2 separate regions of the Mus musculus genome follow, and region 2 is linked to region 1. Evidence: chromatin loops called from intact Hi-C (ENCODE). Cell type or tissue: heart. All regions are shown on one strand. Links, peaks and the distances in the headings refer to the core of each region. The heading gives the core; the rest is flanking DNA. Region 1 has its middle 33 kb from the start of Zfp157. Region 2 holds the start of Nxpe5 (neurexophilin and PC-esterase domain family, member 5).

Region 1 (8,341 bases), core at 279-8,278:
AAAAGTCTTTAATTTATTTCTTCATTTTATTCTCGACCAAAAAATCATTGAGTAGAGTTTTGTTCAGTTTCCACATGAATGTTGGCTTTCTATTATTCATGTTGTTATTGAAGATCAGCCTTAGTCCATGGTCATCAGATAGGATGCATGGGATAATTTCAATATTTTTGTATCTGTTAAGGCCTGTTCTTTGAGCAATTATATGGTCAATTTTGGAGGAGGTTCCATGTGGCGCTGAGAAGAATATATATCATTTTCTTTTAGTTTAAAATGTTTTGTAGATATCAAATAAATCAATTTCTTTCATAACTTCTGTTAGTGTCCATGTGTCTCTGTTTAGTGTCTGTTTCCAGGATCTCTCCATTGGTGAGAGTGGCGTGTTGAAGCCTCCCACTATTATTGTGTGAGGTGCAATGTGTGCTTTGAGCTTTACTAAAGTTTCTTTAATGAACGTGGCTGCCCTTGTATTTGGAGCATAGATATTCAGAATTGAGAGTTCATCTTGGTAGATTTTACCTTTGATGAGTATGAAGTGCCCCTCCTTGTCTTTTTTTTTTTTTTTTTTTGATAACTTTGGGTTGGAAATCAAACAGGACCCAACAAAATGTTGGGTACTGTTTGTGTATCCAGTCTATTAGTCTATGTCTTTTTATTGGGGAATTGAGCCATTGATGTTAAGAGAAATTAAAGAAAAGTAATTGTTGCTTCCTGTTATTTTTGTTATTAAAGTTGGGATTCTGTTCTTGAGGCTGTCTTCTTTTAGGTTTGTTGAAGGATTACTTTCTTGAGGGTGTAGTATCCATCCTTGAGTTGGTGTTTTCCCTTTACTATCCTTTGAAGGGCTAGATTTGTGGAAAGATGTTGTGTGAATTTGGTTTTATCATGGAACACTTTGTTTACCCCATCTATGGTAATTGAGATTTTTGCTGGTTATAGTAGCCTGGGCTGGCATTTGTGTTCTCTTAGGGTTTGCATAACATCTGTCCAGGATCTTCTGGCTTTCATAGTCTCTGGTTTAACTCTAATAGGCCTGCCTTTATATGTTACTTGACCTTTTTCCCTTACTGCTTTTAATATTCTATCTTTATTTAGTGCATTTGTTGTTCTGATTATTATGTGTCAGGAGGTTTAGCTTAACTATTTGTCATTGATGTATTTGATATGACCTCTATAAGAAACTGCTTTAATACTCTATGCCTCTGTGACTAGCAATGGGTGAGCTGTGTATCTGAAATTAATATATTTTGTCCAAGTTTATATAGTTCTGTGTAAGCTTAAAAGATAGTAAGAAACCAGTGAGGGATATTTTATGAATATGTAAAAGTCTGCATTATACATGGACTCCCAACATACAAAACAGCCAGTGATGTTTTCTGGATATTCTGCTTTTCCTCATCAATGCCATTCAGAGAGAAAGCTGTCATTCAGGATGTCCTCTCCATACCTACTCTCTTAGAACAAACAGGTATGCTACTGTGTGTATATGTTATAATTTTGACCTTTAAAAAAATGTCTGCCTGTCACCAGCACTAAATGTGTAAGATGTCCCAGTTGTACCATGAATCTCTAAATAGAGGTAGCCTAGCATGCCCTAGAAGTATGCACTCATGTAGGGCCTTTAAATAGTTGATAGGTACTGGAAACCTAATGAGGGCACCTGCAGTTTTCTCTAACTCTTTGCTCTTTGGAGCTGGAGAGATGGCTCAAGAGTTTGGAACAATGGCTGGTTTTTCAAGGACCCAGGTTCAGTTCGCAGCACCCACATGAAGGCTCACAACTTAATATAATCCAGTTCAGGGGATGTCCTCTTCTGGTGTCTACAGGACATGCATGCACAGAGCACATAGACACAGAGGCAACACAACACCCACAAGAATTAAAAGAAATGAAATAAATGTTGCCGCTGTCATTTGTTTGAGAACTTTTTAAATTCGGTCTGTTACCATTATGAGGAAAGCCATCATCTAGACAAAGAGGCTGAGCAGCATTTGAGAGGTTAGCACATCACTAACAGGACAGACAGACTCTAATCCTGGAACAGACTCCAGGTAGGCCTGACCTAAGAGCTCTTCCTGCCATAACTCTTGGCTGCTTAAAACTGGCTGGAGAATTTTACTGGCATTGGCTCCTTGACACATGGCACTTTCCTCCCAATCATGGAATAAGATCAGATGAAACAGATCTCTTCTCAGTGGTAACAGATGAAGAAGATCACACAAGATGTTGAATCTGTGGTGCAGCCAGAGACTATTGCAGAAGGAAAATGGAGGACCAATCACGGGGGAACCTTGCTGGGCGGAGAAACCTTTGCCCATTCGTTATCTTCCTTAGGCTTCTAGGGGTAAAGAAATATTTGTCCGTTGCTATGTCCCTTAGGTTCCTACAGCTGTTGACCAAACACTGGCCAACACTAACTTGATGAGGAAAGGATTTATTTGACTTCCATTTCCCAAACACAGTCCATCACTGAGTGATTCCAGGGCAGGAATTCAGTGCTGGAACTGAGGGAGAGGCCATGAGTGAGTGCTGCTTACTTGCTTGCTCCATGTGACTTCTCAGCTTGATTTCTTATGCCACCCCAAACCAGGTGACCAGGGAAGACACCTCCTTCAGTGAGCTGGGCCCTCCCATGTCAATCATTAATCAAGAATGAAGCACAAACTTGCCTGAAAGCCACCCTGGTGGAAACATTTCCGTGGCTGAGCTTCTGTCTTCCCTCTCTCTTTCTGTAGGCCTGTGAAACATGGGGTGGGGGGAATGGCTGAGCTTCAGTCTTCCTGATAACTGTCAAGTCTAACTTCCCAGATGCTGCTGTATCAAGTTGACAAGAAACTAGCCAGCATATATGTGACTTGGTACTTGAGAAGCTGGGGTAGAGGAAGCTAAGGTTTTGAAACCAGCATGTGCTTCATGGCTGGATCTGTATCCCAGCCAACCACAAAATGGAGACAATAGTGCCAGCCCTTTCAACTATAGCTAAAACCCAAAGAGCCTAGAGCAAAGATTCTTGTGTAGGGTTGCCTGGCAAGACCATGAATGTGCTCTTACCTTTAGGCATAATGTTTTTGTACACTGTTTAAAGTTTACCTTTGTATGTTATTTAAATCACTGTTTTCTCTATCCCACTATCTGAGTTCTATCCTGACATAGCTCTGTTCTGTTTATTCTTAGAAAGTCCTGTCTCAAGTTTGTGTAAACACTGCTCCTCATTCCTTCTCTGCCTTGCCAATAAAAGCCAATGAGCCAATGCAGAACTTTAGAGAGGATATGGTGGGACTTCCTATTCTAGGAGGAATGGGGAAAGAAACAGGAAGGGAAGGAATGGAGATATGAGGAGAGGTTCATGAAGCTTGAGGAGAGAGAGGTGGATCAAGAAAAGACAAAAATTGCAAGTAATGAGATATTTTCTGGGAGGAATCCTCATGAGCTTGCAGATTTAGAATGGAGTAAGATTTGGTCAATATTCGTCTCAAGGGTATTTTAATAAACCTGACTTCTCTGTGTGGTTGTTGGGGACTACAAAAAGTAAAGAAATACAGCTTCCAGAGTAATTTTTTTTACCTAGATTTACATTAAAATTAATGAATTTTACACTAACCCTGTCTCCCACTGCTATTTCATTTATGTTGTTAGTTGTGGACATGGACATCATTCAATCAGCTGAACAAAGAAAGACTGGGAAAGATCTGGAGAATGTGAAGACACTGCACCAAAGAGACACTGCACCCTTCTGTCAGATACTGGGAAATGGAAGCGAACACACCAGAAACAATTGGAATCCCTTCTGGAATTTTCTGCAGACAGAGGGCTGAGGATGAAGCCTGGCACTGGCAGTAGGAGAAACTTGGCTCCCACAAAAGCCTCACAGAGTTCTGGTCACTCTCCAGATCACCTCACAGGAGACACTGGTGCAGAGGCTGTGGTGGCTAAGTGTGGGCCCAAACTCCCATCAATTAGGACTGCTTAGTTTTGCATACGTCTTGCTTTCTAATGCAAAGGAACCCTCAGAGGACCCTAAGTTGGGGTGGAGTGACCTTGGACCGAGAATTATTTGTTCCTCTTCCCAGTGTGCTGTCTTTAGTTATATCTCCTTTCTCTGTTACTTTTTGTTTGTTTTGTTTTGTTTTGTTTGATCTTGACAAAGTCTTTCCCTTATGTAGCCTGACTCTCCCAGAACTCATTATGTAGGACTCAAAGGCATCCAATTGTGTCAGCTTCCTGAGTCCTGGGGGAAAGGCACTCATCACCATACCAGGCTTTCTCTACTTCTACTTCTGTCTAACAGGTCCATGGGAAATGGGTGGCCACAGTCTAGGCTGTCTGGCTGCCAGAACCCAGGCTCTGTCACTAACAACCCTTGGAGGCTTAACTGCCTATATGGCCTCAGGTGGATGTCAGGGAAAAATGGACTGAACTTTGAGGAGCTGGGGTGTCGGGACACAAGCATATTTGGCTGGTGGCGTCCTGGTTCAGAGCAGCCCAACACTCTCCCTGGGATGCTCACCCAGGCTCCCCTGGCTCCCCCGGGCAAAGAGGAGGAGCCAGACAAGATGGAGCTGATGTCTCAGCCCCACCCTGTGTAAGTGAACATGGTCTCTATGTCAAAACAGTTTGGAAAGGGGCTGACATCCAGGGACACACAGAATATACAAGGGAGTTGCGTGTCCTTGAACATGGGACAAAACTTTTCCTAGCATTTCTAGGTGAAGCTAAAGCTGTCTGGAAATGAGCCTCTGAAGAACTCCCATTAATTACCCACTACAGCCTCTGCTCCAGAAAAGGAACTTCAGTTGGTTTGGCCGAATTGGCCCATGCTTCTACAGGAGGTGGGATGGGGCACCTTTCACAGAGGCAGGGCCCTTGCTCTGAAGAGAATCAGATAACTGGAAAGCTAAACTATCTGATGTTTTCTTCACAAGGGAGAAAGCCTATCAAGGGAACCAGAGATAGGAATGAAGCTCCTGCCCCCAATCCTGCTCTGTTGAGATCACTGTAGTACCCACCCCCACCCCCATCTCTATCCTAAATGTCACTGAGATGCCAGCACACAGGTCCAGGAGAACTCCTTGTGCTCAATGGACAACCACCGCCCTCTAGTGGCCATACGATGCAGCGTCATTTCCTCGGGAAGAGGTCCAGGGGAACTCAACCTATTTAGGTCAATTAACCTGTTGTTAAAGATACATATTCCTCCTCACGTTATCCCTGGGAGAGAATGTGTGCAGTTTCTCGGGAGCACAATTTAGCAAACCTCAGTTGATAAAAATGTTCTCCAGACAAAGCACTTCAGGTTCTATTAGTATAACCAGAGTAGGCATGACAAGACCATTTCTTCTAGAACTTTCTACTGCCTATGACCAGGTGCATGGTGCTTCCCTTATGTTGAGGCTGTTGGGCTTTTGTTAGTGTCCCGCTACATCAAGGCCTTCTAAGGCCAGGCTCTTAGAGGCCTTCTGTGGGGTCTCCACCACCCTGCTGTAGGGAAGCCAGACCACAGCTGTCCCAGTGGCTAGACAACATAGCATCCCTTGACAGGCCCGAGTTAGGAAGACTTTGGGCCCTTAAGACCTCAAATGGTGGCCAGTTCCCCGTTCCTGGGACACAGTTCCTCCAATCCCCAATGAGCTCTCATTTAAATTGCACAGTTGTAGCTAGAATAGGTGTGACTATTCCCTGAGGTTGCTAATATTTGATGGGTTTGATATAATAATTTAATTAAGGAATCGGAAATTAATGATACTCAGTACCAGTGTGTGACCTACAACCCAGCTGGAAACTTTCTACTGGGAAGCACTGGACACCATTGTGGTTTCTACAATGGGCTACTCTGACCAGCAAAAAACCAAAATGGTCCTGAGTGGTGGCTCAACGTGTTAAGGGCACTGACTGCTCTTTCAGAGGACCTGGGTTCATTTCCCTGCATCCACAAGGTGGCCCACAACCATGCAGGACCAGAGTTCAGGAGATCCAGTGCACTCTTCTGGCTTCCATGCACACAGCATGCATGCAGTCGTAGAAACACATGCACTCATCCACGTAAAATGAAAAAAACTTTTTCAAAGAAACAAAACATTTTTAACTATGTAAAAGTTCATGTGCATGGATGGTAGTGTGGGACAGGAGGCCATTGTCATATAAATACATATTTGCACTCAGCAGGCCTCCAGTACCTCCTTCTACACCAATTGAATTTCATTAATCCCATTTCCTTCCCAAGAGAGATTCATGCTGTGTATACAAATATGACTCTTTTTTTGATATTTCTTAAAATCTAGGAACCACAAACATCTCTCTCTTTTCCTTACTCCTTCATCTGTTTTTCTGTGGACAGATTACGTTTCCCATTTTCCTTCAACAATAAAAATTAACCTATGAATTTATTTCATAGTACTCATCAGGATATGGAAACTCTCCCAAAGTCTTAATGTTTGTGCATAGTTTTTCCTCAGGATAGGGAATGTTATAGTGAGCAGCATGGGACACCCTGCAAACCAGAACCCAGTTAGCCATTGTCTGTGGAACACAAAAGAAGCACACTGAGGCCTGTAGAACCCCAAATGGGAAAACACTAGAACACATTGAAAAGCAGAGGAGCCCCGCCCACTCCTCTAAGAGAAAGGCACAATTAAAGATGATCACATAGACTTTGCTAAAGTTCGTTATCCCAACACTCACCTCCACAAAATAATCCTAATGCTCACCTAGGAGGGGCCTTTCTACACTGACTTGCTCCTGACCATGTGTAAAAGAACGCTCTGTGTGCCCCTGGGCCTGGGCCTGTGACTATGTGTGTTTGTGCATGCATATTCTTTCGTGTACACATGTGTGTAAATGGGCACAAGGGAGTATGTGTGCCTTCACCTCCAGTAACACTATTAGGAGGTTTTTCAGGTATAGGGCATGTGTGATCATATACACAGGATGACATACTAGGAAACCCATGCTAGAATGATCTGCAGGGAGCAGGTCAGGACAGTAAAAAGACCCTAAGAGGAAATCGCTTCTTCCTGGGATGCTTGTGGTACAGAGGGGATGGTTTGGAAACTTCTGCCTGCTTTCTCACAACTGAGGGTCACCCTGAAGCCAGTCCTGAACAACAATATCAACCAATCAGGACTCCCCCCTCCCTCAAATCTCCCAGGGACTTAACCACCAGCCAAAGAGTACACATGGGGCGGGACCCATGGTTCCAGCTGTATATGTAACAGAGGATTGCCTTATTGGGCAAAATCTGGAGGCTCAATGACCCAGAGTAGAGGAATAATCAGGCTGACATCTGCCCCACTTGTTGGGGGGTTGGTCAGGGGAAAAGGAGTGCTACCATGAAAGGGAAAGGGGGCAATTGCAATATTCTGATGCCAGACTGCGCCATCTTTGTTTGTCCTCTCCAAAGGCCAGAGGCATCTATGAAGAGGGGAGAGAAGGAGCGAGCGCTAACGTCTCTAGCCCTGTGCAGCAGCAGGGAAGAACAGAAGCAGGCTTCCTGTGTCTCTTTATTCATCCTTTTGCTAGTAACTTTAGAGGCCAACCTTGGGCTCTCTAAAACCTGGATTGTCTGTACTAACTGGTTGATATTAGGACCTCATTACCATCAATGGAATTGTTCCCAGTCTCTGTTTCATATATTGAAAAAGCTTGTTGATAATGCATGGCCCAAAAGAGAGGAGTAGTGCAGTGATGACCAGAAGTCCCATGATTGTGGAGATGAGGGTTGCTAGCCAGGGGGAAGAACTGAATAGTGAATGATATTAACTTTTGGAATTTTCTCGTTCCCTTTGGTGCATATCTACACTTTCCCTAACTTTAGCTAATGACTCCCTAATAACTCCAGAATGGTTGGCATAGAAACAACATTCTTCACGAAAGGTGGCACATAACCCTCCTTGTTGTAGGAACACTAAGTCTAGTCCCTGCCTATTTTGTAGTGCTACCTCAGCAAGAGAGCCCATGTTATGCTCCAGGTGTGGGATGGACTTTCCTAGGCATTGAATGTCTTCATTTATGTCTGTCTTTAAGCTATTGTAATTTCCCCCCTTTAACATCAGTGCAGCTATCCCAGTACCTGCTCCTGCCAGTCCTGCCCCTAGGATCACAGCTAGGGTTAAGGATATGGGATCTCTCTCTCTCTCTCTCTCTCTCTCTCTCTCTCTCTCTCTCTTGTCTCATAAGGTCTCTTTCAACGTGCCCTACCAGAGTTTTTAGCACTGTCTATTCTAAATAATAGGTTATGTGTACTAACTTGACTAGAGTACAGAACTCCTTTGTGGTAGAGGAATTAAGGACCTCTCTATACACAGATGGGTCAGGCGAATTGAACAAGCGCACCATATTTGTTCGGGGG
Region 2 (8,341 bases), core at 14-8,013, 250 kb after region 1:
ACTTTGAGGCCAGACTGGGCTACAAGTAAACCTGCCTACTATGATAGAAGACCCGCAGTCCCAAGATTGTAAAAGCCAGAGTTTGGGAGTGCCTTCTCTATGTGACTGAACTGCTGCACTCATGAAGGCTGCCACTGGGCTTGACTGCACACATCCTAGGTAAGCTCAAGGTGGCCAACGTTCTAACGTGGGAATGACTTACCTACCCCTAGCTGAGGAGCTGCAGAGAGCTAATGGGTATGGAAGGAGGAAGAGTCCAGTTTTTTTAAGGTAGCTCACACACCCTAGAATATATTAGCAATAAAAACTGTACTCAGTGGGATATTAAAAAAAAAGAGAGACGCAATACTGAAAAGAGCCGAGAAGGTAGAGATGGACCTGGGAGGAGTTAGGGAATGGAGTAGGGGGGAAAACCCATTACAGACATGTATTATTATTTTGTTTGAGACAGGTTTTTGTTTTGTTTTTTTTTCTGCGTAGCCCTGGCTGTCCTGGAACTCATTCTGTAGATCAGACTGGTCTGGAACTCAGAGATCCACCAACCTCTGCCTCCTGAGTGGTGAGATTAAAAATGTGCACCATTGCCCAGCGGGAAACCATTGCTTTTATAAAATGTGAGCAAAGTAACTTTCCAGGATTCAAACAAACAAACAAACAAACAAACAGGAAAGTAAAAAGGATGCAACATAAATGCCTACCTTGGAACTGGAGCGTCAGGGATAGGGCACAGTATAATTAAATAAGCTGGGGATGTGGCCCAATGGGCAAGATGCTTGCCCAGCATGCACAGAGCCTTGTTGAACCCTAGGACTGCATAGGTAGGTTTGTGATGTAGTAACCCACGCCTACAATCACATCACTTGGGAGGTGTAGGCAGGAAAATCAGAAAAGGTTTGAGGCTCATTCTTAGCTACAAAGAGAGTTTGATGTTGGCCTGGACTGTGCTAAAAACAAAAGAACTAGGGCAACTTTAGCTTGATGAGGAAATTAGCTAATCTAGGGTTACACTTATAAGCAGCTTAATTCACCATCCACCTCTACCCTTACCTTCTGCATACCTATTTTATTTTATTATTTTCTTGTTTCATTATTTTATTTCTGAGACAAGGTTTCATTGTGTAGCCCTGGTTAGCCTGGAACTCAATATATAGATCAGGCTAGCCTGAACTCACTAAGATCTACTTGCCTCTGTTTCCTGGATGCTGAGATTAAAGATTGGCATCACTATACCCAGCAGATGCTTTTTAAAAAATTATTAATTTGATTCTCCTCTTTCTGTGCCCCCCATGTGTGTGTGTGTGAAATGTGTATGAAGTATGTTTGTGTGTTTATGACAGTGTGTATGTATGGTGTGGTGGGTATGTGTGTATGTGAGAGGATTGTATGTAGTGTATGTGTGTATATGTGGGGGAATTGTGTGTATGTGTGTATGTATGTGTTGTATGTTTGTATGTATGTATGTATATGGGAGTGTGTGCATATGGTATGTATGTATGGAAGTATGTTGTACATATGTATGTATATGGGAGTGTGTGTATATGGTATGTGTTGTATGTATGTATGTATTTATGTGGGAGTATGTATATGTGGTGTGTGGGGCATGTGTGTGTGTGTTGTGTAGTGTGTGTGTGTGTGGTGTGTGTGTGTGTGTTGTATGTATGTGGTGCATGTGTGTATGTGTGTGTGTTGTAGGTGTGTGTTGTATGTATGTACTTGTTAACGTGTGTGCACATTTGAGCATGTGGAGCCCAGAGGCAGATTTTTGGGTGCCTTCCCACCTTTATGTTTTGAGGTAGGGCCTCTCACTTGACTACGCATTCTGACTAATGAGCTTAAGGTGTGCGTTTGTTTCAGCCCCTCTCCCTACATACTGCTGGGGTTACAAGGAGCTGGAACCCCAGAACTTTATACCAAACACCCAGTTCTTCAATACAGAGCACTCAGTGAACCAAATAATTCCTACAGTAAAAACCCATCTACTAGAGCCTCTATTTTGGGTAGGTAGCAGCCTAGAAACAGCACGTCCTTTGCAAAGTGTCCTTACAGCCCTACGAGGCTGGGACAGGACAAGTCTGCCTCTGCTTCAGCCCTCAGCCTAATTCATATCCAAGGTCCAGGGAACAGACTCTTCTCCTCAGGTAGCCCTGCTGACTATGCCACCTTGAACTACACAGAACTATAATCCCAACCCACGGGAGGCTGAGGTTCTATGGTCTGGAGTTCAGGGTGATTCTCAAGCTATAGAAGGAGATGGGGGCAAGCCTGGGATACACCAAACTCTGTCTCAAAAGGCTAAGCAACAACAACAAAAGGTAGGAAATAAAGATACACATCAATAACATACCAAGAACATGGACCAAGAAAAAAATGATTTGTCAGGAAGACTATAAATTCCAGGTTAGCCTGGCTATAGAATGTGCCACAACAACACAGTGGTATTTGTCTAGCTTAAAGCCCTGTGGCTCCGAATGGTGGAATGACCTCCCACATTGTTAAGGTGAGGGATGTAGTTCGGTTTATAGAATGTTTGCCTAGCATACAAAATTGCCTTAAGTCTGACACCGAGCACCACATTAGAGTGGTTTGATGGCACTGACACTCCAACCTTCAGGAGCAGGGGCAGAAGGAGAAGGATCAAAGTTCAAGACTGCTGGATGTGGTGATCCAGAATGCCTTTTTCTGCCCCTACTCCAATCAACCCATTTCCACTATGTCTCAGGGTTTCTATCCCACGGTAATGAAATACCATGATCAAAAGCAACTTGAAGAGGAAAGGGTGATAGTGTTACTAGAATTTCTGGAAATTTCCACTGGAATTGCCTCATATTACCAGAAAAATTGGGGCACCCATTGGGGTTCTGCTTCTTCGTCATTGAGGGAAGTCAATTTAAGACAGGAACCTGAGCCGGGCATGGTGGTGCACACCTTTAATCCCAGCACTTAGGAGGCAGAGGCAGGTGGATTTCTGAGTTCGAGGACAGCCTGGTCTACAAAGTGAGTTCCAGGACAGCCAGGGCTACACTGAGAAACCCTGTCTCGAAAACAACAACAACCACAGAAAAAACAACAAAAACAAACAGGAACCTAGAGGTAAAAGCTGAAGCTACAGCTGTGGAGAAACACTGCTCTCTAGTTTTCTCACCATGGCTTGCTCATGCTGCGTTCTTACACCCACCAAGGCTGGCACTGCTCCCAGTAGGCTGGGTCCTTCCACATAAATCACTAATCAAAAAAAATGCAGTACAGACTTATCTATAGGCAAATCATATAGAGGCATTTTCTCAATGGAGAGTCCCTTTTTGGAAATGACTCTAGCTTGCATCAAGTTGATATAAAATTACCCAAAACACACCTTATACTAACATCTAGGACTTTTTTTTTTTTTTAGGTATTTTCCTCGTTTACATTTCCAATGCTATCCCAAAAGTCCCCCATACCCACCAACCCCCAATGGACTGTTTTTTGTTTTTGTTTTTTTAATTCACTATACCTGTTTATTTGACTTCAAAAGACTGTATAGGCAAAGAGAGCATACAATACTACTCATGTGTCTGGCTCATTACAGAATTTCAGCTCACCTATGCTGTGCCAACTGGTAGAGTTACTTACATATTTAGATCTGAATAATAATAATCTGTTGTATCTTTTTGTTGTTGTTTAGACAGGGTTTCTCTGTTGAGCCCTGGCAGTCCTAGAACTTGCTCTATAGACCAGGCTGGCCTTGAACTTGAGATACACCTGCTTCTCAGCCTCCTGAATGCTGAGATTAAAGGTGTGTGCCACTGCCACCTGGCTTATTTCTTTCTTTATAGGTTGTAGACATTTAGGTTGATTCAATACCTTAGCTATTTTAAGTAGTCAATGCATATATCTAGTCAACATATTGCTTTTGTTTCCTTTTGCTATATGTCTAATACTGGAATGGCTGGATCACATTGTATCTTTTTTAAAAAGTTATGATATTTTACTATTATTATTTTTACTTATGTATATATGTGCACATCTAATTGTGAATGTAAGGGAAATGCCCATGGAGACCAGAGAGGGCATCAGATTTTCCCCTACCCTGAAGTTAGAGACAGTTGGGAGCCACTTAATGTGGGTGCCAGAATCTAAACTCCAGTCCTGTGTAAGAGCAGCAAGCACTATTCACTGTTGGGCCATCTCTTCAGACCCCATATGGTAGATTTGGTCTTAATATTCTACGGAAACCTCAACTTTTTCCATAATAACTCCACTAAATTTGCATTGTCATCAGCAGCTGCATGGATTGTGTTTTCCTCACAGTCTCATAGCACCCATCACTTGTCTTTTATAGTTAACAGTCTGTTAATAGTTAATAGGAGCTGGTGAAATGGCTAAGAGCACTGGCTGCTCCTCCAGAGGAACTGGGATCCACTCCTAGCACCCGCTGGGATCTGGCGCCCTCTTCTGGCCTCACTTTGCTACAAAGCACTTTGCTACAAACTTGCAGACAGAACACCCCTAAGTATAAAATAATAAACCTAAAGAGACGCCCATGTTTGCAACTGTGGGATAGTTTGGGTATGCATTTCCCTGGTGATTAGTGATATGGACACTTTTTCCTAGCTATTGTCATTTACGTTATATTGGTAAGTTGTCATAAGCTGTTTGAGCTCATGAAGAAGCTGGCTCTGAACTCAAAGTTACACCCTCATCCCTACCTCCACCCCCTGTTTAGGACATGGGCATGTTTGTCTCAAAGTGTTTTCCAAGGCCTAGGGATGGGCTGGCCTTCCAACACTGACAGAGAGGGAATAGTGTCGAGGATCTAGAAGGCTGGAGCATGGCAAACATGGAACTGGCAGGCCTTGCCCTTCCTTTTCCCCCCTTCCCCCTTCTCCCTTCCCCCTTCTCCCTTTCCCCTTCCCCCTTTCTCTTCCCCCCCCCCCTTTCCCCCTTTCCCCTTCTCCCTTCCCCCTTTCTCCTTTCCCCCGTTTCTCCCTTCCCCCTTCCCCCTTTTCCCATTTTCCCCTTTTCCCCTTCCCCCACTCCCCCTCCTGCTAAACCATAGATAACATCCCTAAAGCTAGCCACCAAGGTCTAGTCCCTTATTTGGCCCCACCCCAGCTCACAAGCCCCCTTTCTCCCAGTTCCTGAAGATCTTTCCCACGTCAATTCTCCTTGCTTTCCCAGGAGAGAGCCTTGGCAATTTGAAATCAATCTTTTTCCCTTTTCACCCACAGAGAGGCTATTTTGGATTCTTTACCATGTTCATTTTCAGGATTAGTAAAGTTGCCAGTCTCCCTATAGACCTTATCTATGATTGAAAGTTTTAAATTCATAATAAAAGAGCTCCAAGTCAAAATTGTAATTTAAAAAAGTTTATTTAGTTTATGAGCATTGATATTTTGCTGGCAAGTATATCTGTGAAGGTCCCAGATCCCTTGGAACTGGAGTTTCAGACAGTTGTGAGCTGCCATGTAGGTACTGAGAATTGAACCCAGGTCCCCTGAAAGAGCAGTCAGTGCTCTCAACCACTGAGACATTTCTCCAGCTTCCAAAAAAAAATTTTTTTTTATTTTTGGCTTTTCGAGACAGGGTTTCTCTGTATCGCCCTGGCTGTCCTGGAACTCACTTTGTAGACCAGGCTGGCCTCGAACTCAGAAATCCGCCTGCCTCTGCCTCCCAGGTGCAAAATTGTTATTTTTAAGGTCCAAACCAAACAGAGATAAAATTGCAAAATCCTAACATTATATAAGCTACTAACTATTAAGGATATTAAAATATGCAAGTTAATTGTCAGTCACCTTATAAATGATGAAATTCCTTAATGATTTCAGAGCTATGCTTATAGTCATGCTAAGTACTAATGTAATTCATTACAGGAATAAGCCTTATTTAACCTCCAATATATATTTTCAAAGTAACTATAAACAAGAAAAGTTTGTCTATGTAGATATACTTTAGATAGATTGGTGGCCCTCAAACACTTCAGAGTGTTTGAGATCTGCAGAATATGGAGTTTAAGATGTTTTAATAAAATTGCTTTTGGTGACACATCCGCTCCTGGCAGCACCCCTAACCTCTAAAGAAGACGATGGGCACAGGAGAACCTCCAGCTAGAGCTTGCTTTAAATGGCAAAGCTGGATGGACATTGGACTATAAACCATCCTTCACCTCTACTGCTTGAAGCACACTGTCCAAATGGTGGACAAGCAGGACACTGGGGAGTTGATCACTCTGCTTTGCCTAGACAGATGTGAAAGTCGCCTCCCCCACCCTCAAGTTTCCTACTCCACAGGAAAGTTTGTCAGATCTTCTAGACCTGACTGGCAAAGACTCACACTGCCATGGGACCTCTGCCCCTCACCAACCATGGAGGAGCCTAGGGTGATTGTTCAGGTGGCTGGGAAGTCTGTCATTTTAATAGCTATGGAAGCTGTTTGTCCACACTTCCTGTTTACCCAAGTGAAATGTATTCTTCTCGGGTCTCGGATGGGATTCATGACTAATGAGAGCTCTGTTAGTTTAACATGCAACCAAGGTTTCAGATGCCTTCTCAGTCCTCTTTATGTGTAAAAATCAGGCTTCAAGCCTCACTCTTCCAGAGCTGCTACCAATAGGTCTACACACAGTCTACTGTGTTACCAGACTCAGAAATCAGCTTTCAAGGTAACTTATTACCATTCCTTTACTTAAAGGAACTCCCTTTATGGTGACTGCTTCCAGTAACCAACCACCTGTGCACTGTGGTGAATCATTACATAAAAAAAAAAAAAAAGATGTTAAGTACAAGGTTTATGTAAGGTCTGAGGAAATGGAAGTTTAAGTTGTGAGGGACCTAAGAAAGTGTTTTAGGGTCTAAGAAGGTGTTTTAAGTAAGTTGTATATATTCGAGTTATGAAGGTTGTTGGACTTGAAAGGTTAAATGGTGATTTTTTTAGCAATGATCGCACCTCAGATAAACCTCATTGGCTACGATTCTGCCACTGCACAAAGCTAAATGATCATTTTCAAAAAGTGATTTACGGCATATAAAAGATATAAAAGAAATAAAAATGCTTCCTGTTCCTTTTCTTCACTATGCTCCTGCGGTATTAAGACTTCCAAGGTTCACAGTTTTAGTATTGATCAATGGAGTTCATTTGTAGTCGGCTGGCCTGATGCTGCTTGTATTCTAATGCTAGTTGGGTCCCCTAAAACTGTTTGCATGAGAGGGTCTGCTTAAAAGACACTGAAGGACCCTGCCCCAGTTAATTCTGATTGGTAAATATAAATGCCAGCAGCCAATGGCTGGGGAGAAGAGACATAGGTGGTGTGTGTGTGTGTGTGTGTGTGTGTGTGTGTGTGTGTGTTAGGTTTCCCAGGTGGAACAAGGGGAAGGAGAAAGCTGCCATGCCTTAGGAGAGTGTGCAGGAAAGGGGAGAGGAGAGCTGCTATGGAAGAAGAAGAAGAAGAAGAAGAAGAAGAAGAAGAAGAAGAAGAAGAAGAAGAAGAAGAAGAAGAAGAAGAAGAAGGAGAAGAAGAAGAAGAGGAGGAGGAGGAGGAGGAGGAGGAGGAGGAGGAGGAGGAGGAGGAGGAGGAGGAGGAGGAGGAGGAGGAGGAAGAGGAGGGCAGAGGAGAGCCACCATGTAAAAGAGCCAAGAGAAACGTGGCCCAGAGGCTGCTCAATTGGGTCAAGAGCAGCCAAGATGGAACACAGAATTAAGTAAGCAATACTAGGGTTGTGGATAGAAAGTCGATTCTAACAGCATGGAGGTTAGGCAGCTGCCCAGCTATGGTGCTGCTTAAGGCATATTAAAAGATAAAGGCTGTGTGTGTGTCTTTTATCTGAAAAAATAAACAGTGGTAATGCTAATATGCCTAGCACCTTTTAAATTTTATTTATTTTATGTATGTGAGTACACTGTCGCTTTCTTCAGACGCACCAGAAGAGGGCATCGCATCCCGTTACAGATGGTTGTGAGCCTCCATGTGGTTGCCTTATTGAACTCAGGGCCTCTGAAAAAGCAGTCAGTACTCTTTACCACTGAGTCATCTCTCCTGTCCATAAATTTCTTTTGTAAACTGAGAAGGGGGGGGGGGGAGACAGAGAGAGAGAGAGACAGAGAGAAAGAAAGAAAGAACGAAAGGAAGAAAGAAAGAAAGAAAGAAAGAAGGAAGGAAGGAAGGAAGGAAGGAAGGAAAGAAAGAAAGAAAGAAAGAAAGAAAGAAAGAAAGAAAGAAAGAAAGAAAGAAAGAAAGAAAGAGGAAAAGGAAAGGAAAGGAAAGAAAAGGATTCTTTTAAGCTTCATGGAATTGACTTGACTCTGCTTCTCATGTGTCAAATGGACTCTGGGTAAGAACTCTTGTCAATAAAAGCCTAAGGTGCCCCAC

The links. Peaks named below come from ENCODE experiments on the same cell type or tissue, not always from the same donor. Only the 100,000 strongest peaks of a DNase experiment are listed, where the experiment ranks them.
Region 2: a loop joins it to region 1, with 3 times the contacts of the local background. A loop is called at or near these places in 8 of 42 quality-filtered maps.

The regions. Positions count from the first base shown.
Region 1 is chr5:138,470,537-138,478,877 of GRCm38, reverse strand. No RefSeq gene overlaps it. Among named protein-coding and RNA genes, the nearest start is that of Zfp157, 33 kb to the right of the region's middle. In heart, for the core only: a CTCF peak has its summit at 5,110 (motif pointing left); no DNase peak of the experiment used is centred there.
Region 2 is chr5:138,218,362-138,226,702 of GRCm38, reverse strand. It overlaps Nxpe5 (neurexophilin and PC-esterase domain family, member 5), which reads right to left and starts at 799. Exons shown (of 6, transcript NM_001013773.3): 1 at 699-799. It also overlaps the pseudogene Gm22956. In heart, for the core only: no CTCF peak of the experiment used is centred there; a DNase peak (open chromatin) is centred at 4,422.